2 separate regions of the Homo sapiens genome follow, and region 1 is linked to region 2. The links are chromatin loops, found by intact Hi-C in ENCODE. Cell type or tissue: PC-9. All regions are shown on one strand. Links, peaks and the distances in the headings refer to the core of each region. The heading gives the core; the rest is flanking DNA.

Evidence for each region. Peaks named below come from ENCODE experiments on the same cell type or tissue, not always from the same donor. Only the 100,000 strongest peaks of a DNase experiment are listed, where the experiment ranks them.
Region 1: a loop joins it to region 2, with 7 times the contacts of the local background. A loop is called at or near these places in 3 of 110 quality-filtered maps.

What each region holds. Positions count from the first base shown.
Region 1 is chr15:39,191,610-39,199,948 of GRCh38, forward strand. The region is part of intron 1 of LOC105370777 (a long non-coding RNA gene); the gene reads right to left. Among named protein-coding and RNA genes, the nearest start is that of LINC02915, 55 kb to the right of the region's middle. In PC-9, for the core only: no CTCF peak of the experiment used is centred there; DNase peaks (open chromatin) are centred at 452, 4,632 and 6,662; H3K27ac peaks cover 3,017 bases.
Region 2 is chr15:39,400,670-39,409,008 of GRCh38, forward strand. The region is part of intron 1 of LOC105370777 (a long non-coding RNA gene); the gene reads right to left. Among named protein-coding and RNA genes, the nearest start is that of LINC02915, 150 kb to the left of the region's middle. In PC-9, for the core only: no CTCF peak of the experiment used is centred there; DNase peaks (open chromatin) are centred at 3,292 and 4,312.

The DNA of each region.
Region 1 (8,339 bases), core at 331-8,330, 210 kb before region 2:
TTTAAGTAATTTGAGACTTATGTAACAGTTGCAAACAAAGATATATTTTTAATAAGAAGAATAAATGAGAATGGACCTCAAATTTTTAATTTTCTCAAAGCCTAGAGTGGTTTTGTTTCTCTGCTCTTCCCAACGTACTCCTGCCTACTACCACTACCCTCACCAGCAAAGACAAATTAAAAGGAGTGGGGGAGACAAAATGAAGCAAAACAAAACAAAAACCTTCCATTATAGTGTGGTAGAATGGCCAGAGAAGAAAGGAGACAGTACCAAGCTAAGAGGGAAAATATAAAAACAAGAGGATTAGATGACATCAATGCAGTGGTTTTGCTCAGAAGACAAGGAATGTTGGAATGTAGATAGCAAATTCCTGTCCTGAGGGACAAGTTTCAATTCTGTAACTGTTAGACATGAAAATACAATAGGGCTTAATCTTACCAAATATAGATCCACCCTGGCCAAGTACAGGTATGTACCTTTGTGTAGTCATTTATTTGCCCTTCCCCTGCCCACTGCTTTCCATTAGCACATAGTGAAAATCTTGCCCTGGAAAGAAAGGAGACTAAAGCAAAAAGTGAGTTAACACATTGGATTCTTCTGACATAGCTTAGACAGTTCCTCCATCATCAATCCCCTTAAGTCATATTCAGTGAGTGTTCTGCTGGCTGGAAGGAGTTAAGACATTTTCCTATTAATATCAGGTGGCAAATGATAGGCCAAGAACATCTGATAGTTTTTGCTACTCTGTAAAGTTGAGGTTTAGCATCCAAAAGTAGTTACTTTCCTTTCAATAGAGAGGGAGGAAGAGCAGAGTGAATAAAACAGGAGCTGGAGTCTTGCCCATGTAGTTCTATGAACCTGGACAAGTTGTTTCACCCCTCTGTGGCTCAGTGTACTCATCTACAAATAAGGGTTACAATAGTACCTACTTCAAGAGTTGCTAACGGGACTTAATGAGTTAATTAATACATGTCAAAAGCTTGGAATTGTGCCTGGCACATAACAAGGGCTCAAGATATGTTAGCTGTGATCATCATAGTTATACGCTTGGTTTAGCTATAAATTCTTATTTTGAAACTGCATTCGTTTCAGTGTAAGTGAAATATCAGGAAACAATTTGAGCATAATGTAAATGCCAAGTTTACTCTCTGCAATTTTATCTGCAAAAAGTATTAGATGAACCCAGGAAACTGCACTCAGCTGAATTGAGCTATGTGGGATCCACAAAATCCACACATTCACAAACCTGAGACGCCTACCAGCTAGTGTAGTTCACCATGTGTGTGATGGGCCACACCCATCCACAACCATCGTTATAACTTTTGATCGATTTCAGATAATCTCCTCACCATTTTGCAATAATTTATCAACCGCAACCCTTCAGATACCCACTTCCACAAACAAATTTCTATCTTTTTTTCTATGAGTGTTCATTGTCAACCTTCAGGGTTTGAGACACACTGTCAGGAAGAAGTCCTGGAAAGCGAGCACAGTAAACAGGAAAGACAGAACTTCTGTTGGTCCTCATTTCAAGATGGTGCCTGCATGTTTCAAAGGTCACCAAGCAGAACGCCAACCCACTGAAAATATTGCATAATGCATAAGGGCAGAACAGAAAATTAGGACCTAAGTGTTCAGTACCAAATATATTAGACTTTTTCTTTCCTTAAAGTATATTCAGACTGAGATTCCTAGAATTAAAACAGCTTTTAACCACAGAAGAGTTATTGTAACCTTAAATTTCTGGATAAAATTCAGAGTGAAATATGTGCAAAACAAAATTGAGATCATTCCTGAATAACCAAGTTAAGCCTTTTGAGGCACTGAAAGCAAAACCCTCTCTGTGTGTCTTTATCTCTCCCCCTCCCTTTCATACACACTCTTCAAACCAATACAAAAAAATTACTTAAAGAAAATATAGGCATGTAAATATATAAAATAAACTCTAAGTAAATCTAGAGTGTAGGAAATTTTGAGAGTACAAAAATAAGGAATGCACAAAATTTAAGCAAATTTCTACCCCCATTGCCCCTCCAAATGTAGTTTTACAATCTGCCTGCAAATGTTTATCAGTAAGAAGAGAATGCCTAATGGATCAGAAACCTGATAAAAACATATTCAAGTAGAAAAAATGTTTTCCTCTAACTAAATAGTACTGTATCCTAGGGATCAAACAAACAAACATAAAGATAGTACACAGCAGAGGCTAAATGCCGCCGCCCTGTTTGTTAGTTGATGACTTCCTGATCTCAGTTAAGAAAAGTCAGCTTGTGCTGCTATGGATCTTCTTAGAAGGTAGAAAGAAACTTAACCCCATGCAAAGCCCCATGAAATTCATTTGCAATTACCTAAAGCTCCCAATACCCTGAAGTCTTATAAGGAACACTACTTCATTTTCAATTTACAAACAAAATTATGCATTAAATTCCTGCCATCTGCCACATACTGTGCTTAAATGCCATGCTCACCATTACTGCCTGAGAACCACGGTGGTGGGAGCAGGAGGCAGCTCTGCTCTCCTGAATTCAGAGCTTGGACTTAGCCTTCATCAGAGCTGCTAGCACCACTGGAGAGCAGCGTTTTCATGAGCTCTGGGAACATCCAGGGCATGTTTAGAGAAGTGATCAAGACTCCTTCTTGGGGGGTACCCAGGAAGGTAGTCTCTGCCCTGAACTTGGCTCTTTTCTCAGAGCAGACTATGTGACATTTAATTTCTTCACTGAAAAGAAAGATGTGCTGTTTATAGGGCCAATATAACCACAGGAAATAGCAGAAATCCTGAATTTAGAAATGGTAAAATTCCTGAGAGTTGAAGGCTTATTGAAGACTGTGAAAGATCATCTCTGGAAACAGTAGATAGGAAGCCATGAATAAAGCCAGTATCAACCATTGTTATGGGGATGAAGCTACAGGACAGGTCTCACTGGCCTCAACTTAGACTTAGCTCCAGAGTCAGCTAATATCTTTCCCAGGAAGAGAAACTTGGACAAGATTCAGCATAAACATTATCCTGGACCTTGCTGGGCATTCTTCTCTTAACAGAGTTCATCTGAGCCTTCAAAGCATTCATATTGCTGGAAAGTTGCCATTGTAGCCTCCTGTAAGCCTTCTCATAATGAACCAGACAGCCATATGGAAGAGAGTGGATCATCAAGTTGGAGTGACAAGCACGGACTTCATCATCAAAGATCCACCTAGGCCTTTGCTCAGTGCTCTATCAAAATGTAGGATTTGGATACCAAAGTGCACCAAATGGCAAGGACTGGGGGTTCTGAATAATAGGTCTTGGTCTAGACAAGCCCAATGGAGCAGGCGTGGCCTCTACCATAAGCTCTCAACTTGGCTCAGACTTATAGACCTAACTTCACCCTGACATCTTCATCTTCCTTCTCCACCCTCTTCTTAACTCCAAACACAATGATAGCCTTCTCCTCTCCAACACTTAATGGTTTTTCTCATTTTAGTGCTAAAGGTCTTTGGACAGTTTCTGTCAAGTACTAGCCCTGCTTGTCTGCAGATCCAGAGAGCCTTAATTGACAGATTCAACTGTGCCTATTCCTGAACCAATTCTGATCAAGAAAGTGGTCCCACCAGTCAGTGCTGACAGGAATTAGTCTTTTGCTGTCAACTAATGGTTTCCAATTAGGGCAACTTTTTCCACCCAGAGATATTTGTCAATGTCTGGAGACATCTATGGTTGTCACAGCTGAGGGAATATTAATTAATAGCACCTAGTGGGTAAAGGTGAGGAATGTCATTAAATACCCTACAATGCAGAGGGTAACCCCCCACCAACAGAGTACTGTCCAGCCCCAGCTGTTCACAGCGCTGAGTTTGAGGAGCCCTACTCTACCTAGTCCCAGGGATGAGGCATGGGAACCCATGCACAAACTGAGTCAAGCTTTCCTTTACTGCCCTATTGTGTTCTCCTTGTCGGTTTGATTTCAGCCTGGTGTACCTGCTTCAGGCTCTGGTTTTCCCTGCTGAGTCCAGAGTCTCGCCTAGGGCCTTGCCTGTTTGTCAGATACCTTGGTTTATGGCAGACCCCTCACCTGGATCTCCAATTGGAGTTCTATCTATATAGATCCACAAAGCCATAATTCATTTAATTTTCAGTATTCTTGCTGCAAGAACCCTTTCCACCAATCCCTACTTACCTGACCATAGTCCAGGAACAAAAACAGTGAAGTCAGCCTGATTTCCAGTGCTTTGGGATATAATATTCTGGACTTCTGACTGCTTTTCTCAGGGGTCATCCTACACCCAACCTGGTTGCCATTTCTTACCACCCCCCAAAATCTGTCCCTGAGGTCCCAAAGTGACTTGAGGCTGAGCTGACCCCCAGGATGCTTTGAGGGAAGAATTTCTAAGGGAGCAACACTAAGCACTATGCTTAGGGTAGCACTGTGCTGGGCAGACACTTTAACCCAAGCTCTAAAGCCATGATGAGTCAGTCCAAGACACTATTCTCGAATAATAACGGCAACTTCTTATGAGCCACCCAAAGTAATGTCTCTCTCTTTAGTAACTATTTCAAATTTTTGTGTGATTAGCCATTCTCCAACTCTGGGTGTAGAGAACAAACCCATAGCTATTTCCCTGGAAGGGACAGCCACACACCCTGCCAGGATATCCTGCTGCCCCCAGGCACTATATGAAGACATACCCATTCCTCCCTGCCATGGCAGAGAAAGTCCTTTCCAGAGAAGAACTTTGGTTTCTTGGCCTTGTTCCAGACTGAACCAAAAGAGGAAACGAAATAGACAAAGCACCAGATGGAGAGTAACTAGTCAGAATGATTCAGTCCACAAACACCTCCATATCTAAGAAATGAGCACAGGTTTCCAGCACACTAAGGTACATCTGGGTGGGGTGACAGCAATAGGTGCTCATTTGAAGCAGTTGGAGATCATGGTACACAAAACCAGCCTTCGAAGTAGTATGTTACCGCAAGAGCCATGGCCACTTTGAAGTAAAATCAAATTGTCATTGGTGAGATGAAGAAGCTGTGGAATTTCAACCTGGTTGGTTTCAGCACTTGCTGTTACATTTGCACTGCTGTTTAAAATGCTAGTTCTATTGGATTCTGAGGATACTATACAAAAAAAATTCCCAAGAATAAATAAAGAAGTAGTACCCCAAGCACAGGAAATGATCATCAAAACTCATCCTTTCCTATAGTGAAAGGATTACTATTTCACTATTACTATAGTGAAATCAGTAATTTTCACAAGGAATCTGCATCACCAGCAATCCTCCCTGGGGAAAAAAATGGAAGTGAATAAACAGATAAAACCTAAAATAGGGGCTGGGCACGGTGGCTCACGCCTGTAATCCCAGCGCTTTGGGAGGCCGAGGCGGGTGGATCGCGAGGTCAGCAGATGGAGACCATCCTAGCTAACACGGTGAAACCCCGTCTCTACTAAAAAAAAATACAAAAAATTAGCCGGACATGGTGGCGGGTGCCTATAGTCCCAGCTACTTGGGAGGCTGAGGCAGGAGAATGGCGTGAACCTGGGAGGCAGAGCTTGCAGTGAGCCGAGATCGCACCACTGTACTCCAGCCTGGGCGACAGAGCGAGACTCCGTCTCAGGGAAAAAAAAAAAAAAAAAAAAAAAAAAAACCTAAAATAAGGCAACCATTTCAAATAATGTAATAATAAAATCTAAAATATTACACCCATTTGAAAGAACACAAAGATATAACCTAAAATATTGCAACAATTTTAAAGGTTCTATAGATCTAAAGTAGCGGCTTCACGCTTTTTGAATATAATTCTAAATAGCACAATGCTTCCTTTTAATTCTTTTGGATTCCTGGAGAGACAGCTCCTGGCTGAGTATCAGTTGAACACACAGGTTGTCTAGGCTTTTCAATGATGGTGATGGACTTCTTTTAAGCTATCCAAATTTTTTCTTCGAAATCAACATCCTTGATTTATGTCAGCAAAAAAGCAGCTTTCTGGGGTTTCAGTTACACCTGAGCTCTGTCCATTGCCAAGCCCATATGTACCAAGGAGTTTCAGATGCAGGAAGCCCAACAGCATGAATTATTCTGAGACATCACCAGAGAACACAAATAGGCTAGGGCATCAGATCAGCAAGTCATAACTAAGCTTTCAAGCTATAGCTGACAATGAAAATAACCCCAGAAGTCTTGAGAAGCACAACCTATAAAGCAGAGGAGTGTGCTTTTCTGGAGTGAGCATGATCCAGATTTACCAGAGGAAGCATGTCAGCTGTAAACACACTCTTAGCAGCTCCATCCTAACCTGTTCCAGGCTCTTTGGGGACTGACAATCTCATCACCTGCATAGCTTGCCACAAACTTCCACGCTAAGGCATTTGCACGTAAACTGACCTTCACACTTCAGCTAATATCTTCACTGCACAATGAAATGAATGTGAACTAGAAAATCAAATTCTGTGTAAAAATAGGCAAGTCTCTTCCCAAATAAGAACAAAAGCCAAAAATTCACCTTATAAATGAGCTTTAGGAATAAGTTTTATGCTATTTTATTTTTATAGTTCATGAGGGTTCTGCAAATACTATAGCTAATCCAGTGTCACCTCCAACAGGATCTTCCAGGTAGTTGTGATTTATGTCTTTATTAGTCATGTTAATTACATAACAATACCTAAAGGGCTGCTTCTTGCATTCATTGCTTGCTCACACCACAGTAAAAAAATAATCATCACCTGACTGGTATCACAAAGCTTTCTTTCCACTACACTGGAACATTTTTACTCATCTCACACGATGATTTCAGAAGGACTGGAAGTCCATGGGATGGGTGCTTGAGCCATTTGAAGTGGCCTGTGTGTCAGTCAAAACCATTGCACCTAATCCACCTGAACAGGGTATGTAACTTCTTGCCTGAGTTGAGTCTTCTTTACCACAGCAGACTAAGGCAGGCTTTTATCCCCGTCATGGGTGAAAGCTTTAGCAACTGCTGCTCTCTTTCCATGTGGAGGATCATACATTATCACTGTACTTCTGGCCTCTCACCAGAGTCCCGTTCATTCACCCCTTGACAGCATATATAAGCCACATCCTGTAACTTCAGCTTTATCGGTAATAAAGATGATGTTTTGGTGTATGATTGCCTTATTCCTTTGTCTTATTTCTCAGTTGTGTTTGAATTTGGCCACAAAAAAAGGACTTTCCTTAGAATAGTCTAACATTTGGTGGATTGGTTGGAAACACTGAGAAACATAACAAATGGCTGAAGTGGGAAAAATAAAACAAACATTAAATGATCTTGAGCGGTTCTGGGCTTTGGATTTTTTTGTGTGCATGAGAGAGATGTTTTGACCTTAGTGGATTGCGGAGGCTTTTATTAGCTCATAAGGTTGCTTTTTATAATTTCACACTTGGCTTTTTAAAAATTCTATGACTTGGAAAAGGGGCCTTAGGCTTTAGGACATAATATTTCAACCCCGACAGATAATTACAGCTTGTCCAGTGGTAGCTTTATATGGACTGTTTTTTATATGTAGTTGTTTGTTTTATAGATTGTGACAGCCTAAAGCAAGATTCCATTGCCCTCAACAAAGACGTAACACTCAGGGAAAATACCAGGACAATTCAGCTTTGACAAAGTAGTGGCTGGGGGACTCAGAAAGCCTGGGGCTCAGCCAAGTCACATGTGCAGGAATGTCATCAGCAGACACCAATTGCACGAGACTTAGAAAAGGCCTGCCTTAAGTGGATGCAGGGAATCTCATGGTGAAGTCTTTCCCCTAAACAGTACAAGCCACTTGTCTTATCACACACATGCTAGTGATTCAGGGACCTCAGCCTATGCTAGTAGGCAGCAAGGCCACATATTTAGTTAGTGGCTGAGCAGGGATCTGAATACAGGCTGGATTTGCCCCAGAATACAAGCTCTCAATCAACTGTATTATTAGTTTTCTTTTGCTGCTGTATCAAATTGCCAGGAACTTAGTGACCTAAAACAGCACAAATTTATTATCTTACACTTCTGGAGGTCAGAAGTCCCAAGTGGGATCTACTAGGCTAAAATCAAGATGTTGACAGGGCTGCAGGCCTTCTGAAGCATCTAGGAGAAAATCCATCTCCTTGATTTTTCCAGCTTCTAGAGGCCACCTGTATTCCTTGATTCATCCTTAAGGAAGTAGCGTAGCAGCTGTAAATCTCTCTAACTCTGACCCTCTTGTCTTCCTCTTATAAGGACCCTTGTGATTATATGGAGCCTTTCTAGATAATCCAGGATAATCTGCCCATCTCAAATCCTTAATGATGTCTGAAAAGTCAAAGTAACGTATGACAGGGTCCATGGGATTAGGATGTGGATATGTTTGGGAGGAGGTTCTTCC
Region 2 (8,339 bases), core at 164-8,163:
TTGTCACTGGTAATGTAGTAGGTACCCAATAAATAATTGTTGATTCAACAAATCAACATTCTTCCCCAGATCCGCCAGACTAATTACTTCTCACAACAACTTTGTGTGGCAGCACCTATCTATGGCAGTGGTTAAATTCTCCCTCCCTCGGAGCTCATTCTGTATTCTATCAAGTCATTTTCTAACAGAATTCTTTCCATCACTCGTGTACTTTCTTAAGAGTGAGGAAATTAAAACGGGGAGAGAAGGTTCAAGGCCATGAGTCAGTCCAAAGGCAGAGTAGGGAATTCCATTAATAACTTAAAGCACAAATCCACCTTCCTTTGCCATGAGGATGGGTCTGAAAGTGCTGGCTTGTTACTCCAGCTGCAACCCACACATTGCTGTATAGTCATCCCTGTTATCGCAGCTCTTGGGAGTGGGAAACCTACAGAGCAGTGGCGATGACAGTGACTCAGAGAACACATGAGTTCTTGTTGGTTCAAGGACCTCAAGAAATAAAACACTCAAAATCAATGTAATATGTAACACAGTAACCATTTTAACACCCTCCTAATCTCCTAGGGCCAAAGTGGAGAATACCGATATTTGGGATTAGAAAAAGACACTGGATAGCTAATTTTAAGAACAATTCAAGCCCCGTAACTTCACAAGCATTCCTCAATGCTCAGGAAAAGAAAACATGACAAAGAAATATTTTAAGTAGATATTTTCCAGTCCACTAAATTTTCTATTGCAAAATTGAATGTCCTTTTTAAATCTTCCAGTAGCCTTTTAAATATTCGATGACAGGGATGTTGTCTTCAATTTTTTGTTTTTTTGGTATTGCTCCTTGGCAACTAATATAGTTAGTGCCTCCTAAGTTTTTCTGAGTAATTTCTCTAAAAATTAACAGCTATTTTTAAACAGCAATATTCCTCCACTTATGAATTTATTGAATATTTTTTGGCACCTACAGTATGCAAATCACAGAACCAGGCACCATGGCACATGTGTAAGAATAAGACAGCATCTGGTGTGAAAATTAGAAGGGGAGTGCATTCATCATCACCTATCCTAGAAAAGCAGAAACCATTTGTATTTCAAAATAAAAGAAATTTAATATATGGGAATTGATTATACATGTGTTGCAAGAACAAGGAGCCCAGAAATAAACAAGAGCAGGTGCCACTGTCATCCCTAGGCAGGAAAACAGGAGACTGTGCTCCCAGAACCCAAGGGCAGGGACCACCATTAGAGGCTGGAACTGTCAGCTGCAAGGTGGAGTCTCAAAAGAGATACAGCTCCATTGACACAGCTTCCAAAAGCCAGAAGGGAGTGGGAGAAGACCCTGGTTTCTCATGCTAGCACCTGCCATTGTTACCACCCGGTGCGAAACCAGTTGACACAAAAGTCTGGGCAGCTTAGCCCTAAGGTCGGCCCCTGTGATACAGAACAGAGCAGGGAAAGGCCAGGGTTTGAGAGCAAGCAGGCCATACATAGGGAGCTTTGACAACTGTATAACAGCCAAATTCAAATTAGTGCTATCACAGGGAAAGTAAAATAAATATTCAATAAGCTTATAATATTGCCTTAACTGAATTACAAACAACAACAAAAAATAATAATAACCTCATGACATTTGGAAAAAAGATATATCAATTCCACTTAGAATGGCTGATGCTTTATCAAAGAGGCAGCACTCTGGAAATTTGGAGAAAACCAATAGAATTTCAAAAGCTACAGGAGGAATAGGAAGGATTCTACTTGCAAAAGCATCAACACATAGATATTCTGGCATCGTCTGGTGGAACCATATTGAAGATGCACTGAAGTATGATGTTAAGGAATGTAAATTTTTTCTGGTAGATCAGGAGTCACTGAAGATTTAGGACCCAAAATCTTCAGTGACAGAATCACAGCTGTGATTTAAGGATTCATCTGGCAGCAGCATATAAAATCCTTTGGGAATAAAGATGCCAGGTAAAAGGTAATAAAGTCTTGAACCAAGGGGGCATCCACGGAACTACATGGAACGTTCTTGATTTAGTGTTATCCAGTTGGAAGCACTGTGCAAAGAACTAGAAATGGGAGCCCTCCCATGATAGCTTGGAAAAGATGTCTCTGTTGTCTGCATACTTTGGGGCACATATGAAAAGTGATGAGGGTTTAAAGCCTGGCCATGGATAACATTATGCAGAGGGAAAGTCAGAAAAGAAATGTGTTTCATCAAAGGCTTGAGCATAGAAGGAAAGGTGCTTAAGAAGAGAATAGGGGCAGTAGCGGAAGGGGGAAGACCCAGGAGAATATCGCATTTCAGTAGAAAGGGTTTCCAAAAAAAGTGAACAAGCAATTATGTAAAATGCAGCAGAAAAGTCAAGGAGAATGAATATTGAAAAGGGGTGGGAGGACTTTTAACTTTATAGAAAATTTCAGGAAGCATCCAGAACTGAATTTGAAATCAAAACGTCTGGGCTCAAGATACATAAAATAATTTCTCCCTATGTATTACCTCTACTCCCTCATAATTTCACTATACATGTAGTTCTTTGTGTCCTCTTTGACTATTCTCTTCAGCATAATCTTCCAGTTTCTACATCCACTGCTAATGCTTCCATATTCTTGATATTTAAAAAGCAAGTGCATTGTCATGTCATGATGCCCACAGAAGCCAGAGAGAGTAGGGTCACACCATATATAACTGGGTTACCTAAAGACTTGTCCATTAGCATATATTTAGAAGGGGCTATGGGCATCACAAGCAAAGACTGACTTGTCAAGTTAAAGCTAACATATAACTTCTATAGTTAAATAGCAAAATTTAGCAAGCATTTGGTAATAGGCTCGATTAGCATGGTTTCCATTTTTTTCTAGCAATTGTATACAAAGCACTGAAAAAGAGAAAATGCAAAGAAGAATGTATAGAATAGCACATTTATAGACTAGTGTGTTGGCCTCTTCAGAAATCCAGCATTGTAGAGAAGATATCATCCACAGTACTAAGTTTAAACCACTTAAGCTGAAATTCAAAACCCTACACAATTTGATAACAGCCTACTTCTCTAACATTATCTCTCTCTAGCCATTCAGTCAATAACTCAAATTCCTATAATTCAACAAACAAGCACTTACTCCATTCCAGGCATTGTGCCAATCACTACACTAAGCACCCACAAGCCAGGCTGCTCCCATCTAAAACGTTACTACCCCTACTCCTTTACTGACCAGTCTGTTCTCAGCAGGAAAGCCTTTGCTCTTCTCTGTGCATATTGAAATTCCTCGATTATTGACAGCATACTTGGGAGACAGGAGCAAGGCTGTGCAACCTGACTGCTTTGGATTTAAATCTAGTTCCACCCTTAGGCAGCTGTGTGACCTTGGGCAAGTTACTTAAATGCTTCAATTTCCTCCTCTGTCTTCCTTCGAGGAATGTGATGATTAAACACATATATGAAGCACTTAGAAGAGTGTGTCAAGGTATTTAAAACCATACCAGGAATTTAGCAACTGTTTAATAAATGTTAAAAAGTAGTAGTAGTAGTTGTTGTTGTTGTTGTATTGTGATTCTCAGCTGCAGATGCACCTCCTTCACAATACCCCACACTCATAAATCTAACTCATGGTCCATACTCACATGGTTCTTATCATATGTGTCTTTGCATATGTTTTATATCTGATACATTTTTTTGGAGGCAGGCTATTATGCATTTTTTTTCTTCCCTCAGCACACAGCCACATGCACCACAGTCCCTAATGGTAATAGTAAACTGTGTGAGTGTGTGTGTGTGCGTGTGCATGTGTACATGAATTCAGTGGACCCTAAGGAAAATTCTATGGAAGAGGGACAGTCATGGTTCTTCCATCACCAAGAAACATCAAAGTTTGGGGTCACCAAAATGAAGGAAAGTAGCTATAGCATCTTCTTTGCAATAGGCCTTTAATACTGTGTCTATCCTTCTTACCAGTCTGGATTAGTTTAGATTCATTTCTACTAGAGGGCAGGGAATGAACTAAGTAATTTGTAATTCCACCAGTTCACCCCTTCAGAACACCTCCAGATCATCACAACTCCCAATTTTGCTTTGTTAAATGCAGACCAGCTGGGAACCAGCCCAGGACCCTGTATCCCTGAAGTTAACCCACACTCATATTGCTTGGACCAGCTGGGGCTGGCCTGTTTCTGGTGAGACAAAGAGCCAATAGATGATGGTCTGACATGCCAAGAAGTGATCATAGCTGCTTCAGAGGTCATCAGTAAAGAATGTCAGAAGGAAATGGCCCAAGGCAGTAGAAATGCTTTTGCCCTCTTAGATGGTAGTTTCGCAAGCCAATAGACAAATGACGAGCTGGAGCTGGAAATAGCACAGGACTAGTATTAGTGATAGTACTGGGAAACGGCTTTAGCCTGAGGCTGGACCACATATCTTCCACCCCTTGCTGAGAGGAACCACTGCCTAAAACAGATAAGTTTCCCAACATGACTAACTTGAGTGACTATCTTTTTGCCGCTTTTCCCCTCACGCTGACCAGAAATGAGGCATCAATGAAAGTACACACTTAAGAAAAACCTGCTGTTCTGAGCTGCATCCTCCCTGGGACAAATTCTCTGGGGCAGAAGTAGACACTACCCTCAGTTGAGTGGGCTCACCATTTTCTTCAGCCCCTTCTCAAGCCAGAACCAAGGGAATAGAACCAGCATTCTGTTCACTCCTGAAATCTATGTTAACTCCAGCGCTGGATTATCAATACAAATTAAAGTACAGAATTTGAGGAATTACACATTTTGCTTTAATAAATTGAACTGTGGTGAGATTAGCCCTGCAACATCATTGCATTCACTCATTTTCCTGTCTATATGTCACTGTTTCCCAAGTTTTATTCTACAGAATAGTGCCACGAATTATTAATAGGGAATCCCTGAAAAAAAATAAAAGGTTCCAGGTAAAACAAGTTTGGGAAACATGGTCATATGCTTCCTTGAATGGGAGAGAAAGGAAGAGAATGGCAGCTGCAGTCGAGTCATTGCAGGAGCCCTGGGTTCACCATAGGGTGGGCACCACACACAGGCTAAGACCATCAATGAAATGTGTCGGGAGCCTTGAGGAAGGATGCTTCTTTTTGTGACTTTGGGAGGCCTACAGGAACAACCCCAGCATTCCATATTAAAATGCATGTCCAATGTCATATAAAACCAGTCTAAAAACTCCCACTACATTCTTAAAACTCTTATTTTCTAGAAAATTCCAGAAATATGGATCTCTATTAAAGACAATCTTGAAAGAAGGTTAAAAGTTGCCTGCAAGAGTCCTACAAAGAGCAGGAGCGTACACACTGTGGATGATTCCAGACCACCACCTACCTTCCTGTGGTTCTAACGTATTAGCTCTATAAGCAAGAAGTCAGTCATTAAATCCACAGATTGAGAATGTCCCTTTATTGATTCCAGAAGGGAACCTGAAACACAGGTTAAGTAATAACCTGAAGCATAAAGAATTTATTATCCAGAGCAAGTGCTGACTCTTCTGGATCATATTGGAACGTACTCCCTTCCTGCTCCCTCTTTAATTATCATTTTTAACAAAAATCCAGTAGTTGGCCAAAATTCTCTGCCCAGGCAGGCCCAGAAATGCACTGAGGGGTAGAGGGAGAAGACGACTTTCACCCAAAGGGAACAATGCTCCATCACTCTGCTTCTTCATCACACAGGAATATGATCTAATTTAACATCACAGCTAAAATTCACCTTGATATTTATGTCCCTATCTGGTATCTGTGAGGCTAGGGGAAGGGCAGAGACTTTTAGGCCACAGACAGGAGACTGTTGAGGGGGTTGTAGCCGTAATGTCTGCAGACCTGCATTAATTCACTTTGTTAATTTAACCAGGTAATTGGGCTGTGAGTCCTAAGAGCCAAGTTAGAATTCTGGCTCTGCTACTCATCAGCTGTAACAAAGGGCGATTTCCTTCCCATCTCAGTGCTTCCATTTTCTAATACGTAAAATGAGGTGGTTTGTACTAGATGATCTCGTGGTCTCTTGTGGCTACACTTCTAGCCACTAGACCATGGCTCTATGCAAAGAGGAACCACATCTTTCTTGTTCTGTTGTAAATCTAGCACCAAGTACAATTTCTAGAATATAACAGGCACTGAAATGGGTATTTTTAAGTGTATTAACGCTCAAATAAATAAAATGCTAAGTTCAACCCAAAACATGCAGCTAATTCATATAACGTAAGACAGTGTCCCTCTTTTCCCTCATTTTTGTCTCAGCTTCCTAGATGATACCCCAATTGCCCCCTCACCAGATTTACTTGGCTGGTGCTTTAAGTTCCATTGTCACCTATCAGAGATAATACAAGTCATCTAACTGGACCTTTAGAAAGAACATATGAATAATACAATGTGTCAGATATATTCACTGATGACAACAGAAATCACTGTTGGAAAAGAGCATCATGATAGATGGTGATGACTTGTCATTGGAGGTTCAGAAAGTGAAGAAACATTCTACAAAAAAAACCTGGTTGCTACACAGAGGTTCTCAGCAAGATAAAAATAGGTAGTACTAGCCCAAAGAACATTGCAAAGGTCAGGCATTTGTTTCTATATCTCCAAAGTTCTCTTTCCAGTCTCCTTCCCAAATTCAACAAAAGACTCATCATTTACCATATTTGCATGTTTAAGTCTTTAATCTTGTGCAATTTAAGACATATGTTTAAGGAATTTCAGACAATAGAAAACAGATGGGGAGATTTCTGGCAGGAGAGTTCAGTGAGAGGCAGAGAGGTCTTCATATCCTTAACACCGCACTACGCCTAAAACTGGTTTTAAACCAAAACTACCTATACAAACTTTTCCAGTGCCCTGTGGTCTAGGGGTTGGAGTGCAACAAGAAGTGACAGAATGCTTACGTGAAAGGAACAAGGAGTTGCCTGGCCTGTTTCTATCTTCCTGCTCCTGCATGGCCAGACTCAGGGTGCAGGGCTCCCTCTGACTGAGCCCTTTACCCTTCCTGAGGCCACTATCCCAGTATAGGGCAACCCAATTCCCTCAAAAAGGGTAACGGGCTTTCCTTACAACATTATTCCTTAGGGAAGCTCAGCTTCTAAGGTTCCTGATCATCTAGTTCTCTAGGACTAAACCAATCTGATATGGTGACTCTAGTTTTCTGCACGAGATCCATGGGCTGACCCATAATCTAAAAAAAACCTGAAAGAATATTTGAAATTATGCCTGCATCACAATATTGGGCATGCTCCAACTCAGTAGAAGACCAGGCAGCTTGAAGCATTAGCATGGGGTACAAAAAGCCCCAGGCCTGCTCAAGGAAAAGAAAGCCAAGATCAAGGACAAGAGAACCTTACTGGGAGTAAGATCTAGAATCTGAGTGTGATCATATACATGTTGATGATAACAAAGAAAAAGAACGCAGCATCAGGGAAAATTATTCATGATGAGACAAGTTATTAGTACCAGTGGACTAAACAATGGGGGAAAAAAGTTCTATTTTTTTTCTATAAAAGTAATACTAAATGTAACCATTGCAATACTAAATATAACCATACACCCATCAATGTATGGCCAAATACAACAGAAGTAACGTATATTTTAATGTGACAAAATTGTTAGTTTTATTAAATGACAATGCTAAAATGAACTGCTTATTCTTCTTAGCCTGTAATTTGTGGTTGTCAATTTGTTCCTAAAGTAATAAAAGACAACATTATTGAAAAATCTTGATATTATTTGGTTTGTCTACCTCTATGCAACGCCACATCCTTATCTCCAGGTATTATATGAAATATGTTATGTTATTCTAAATCCCTATCATTTTGTGACTTAAGATTATATTGCTATTTTGAACTGTTTGAGAGTTTTTGAGGGTTTTATAATTTCCACTGGCATGGGCAGTATTGTATTTAAGAAAATGATGTTGTTATCAGGTAAACTTCAGTATGAATATCACTTAAGAAATATTCAAACTTGCACTGTGAGGTATTACTTTACCTCTTTACATCTCAGTGTGCTTTTCTATAAAATGGGTATAATAATTGCTATGATTGAATATACCAACTAATGGTACTACATAAGGGTTGAGACTTATAAAGTCTCATAGTTGGGCAGCCCTTAGATTATCCAAGTGATCATCTAATCATGGTTGTAGAGATCATCTTTTCTTATGTATAGTTTTTAAAAATTAAATACCTTGGATGATAATGCTAAAAAAGGACAAATATGTAACTGGGATATCAGATGTGAGGACTGTTTAGAAGGAAAAAAATGTTTAAATCACTGAATCTACACTGGTCCAAACAAATGGAAATGAGTCCTATTTCTGAAGAACTTAGTCTACCTAGGAG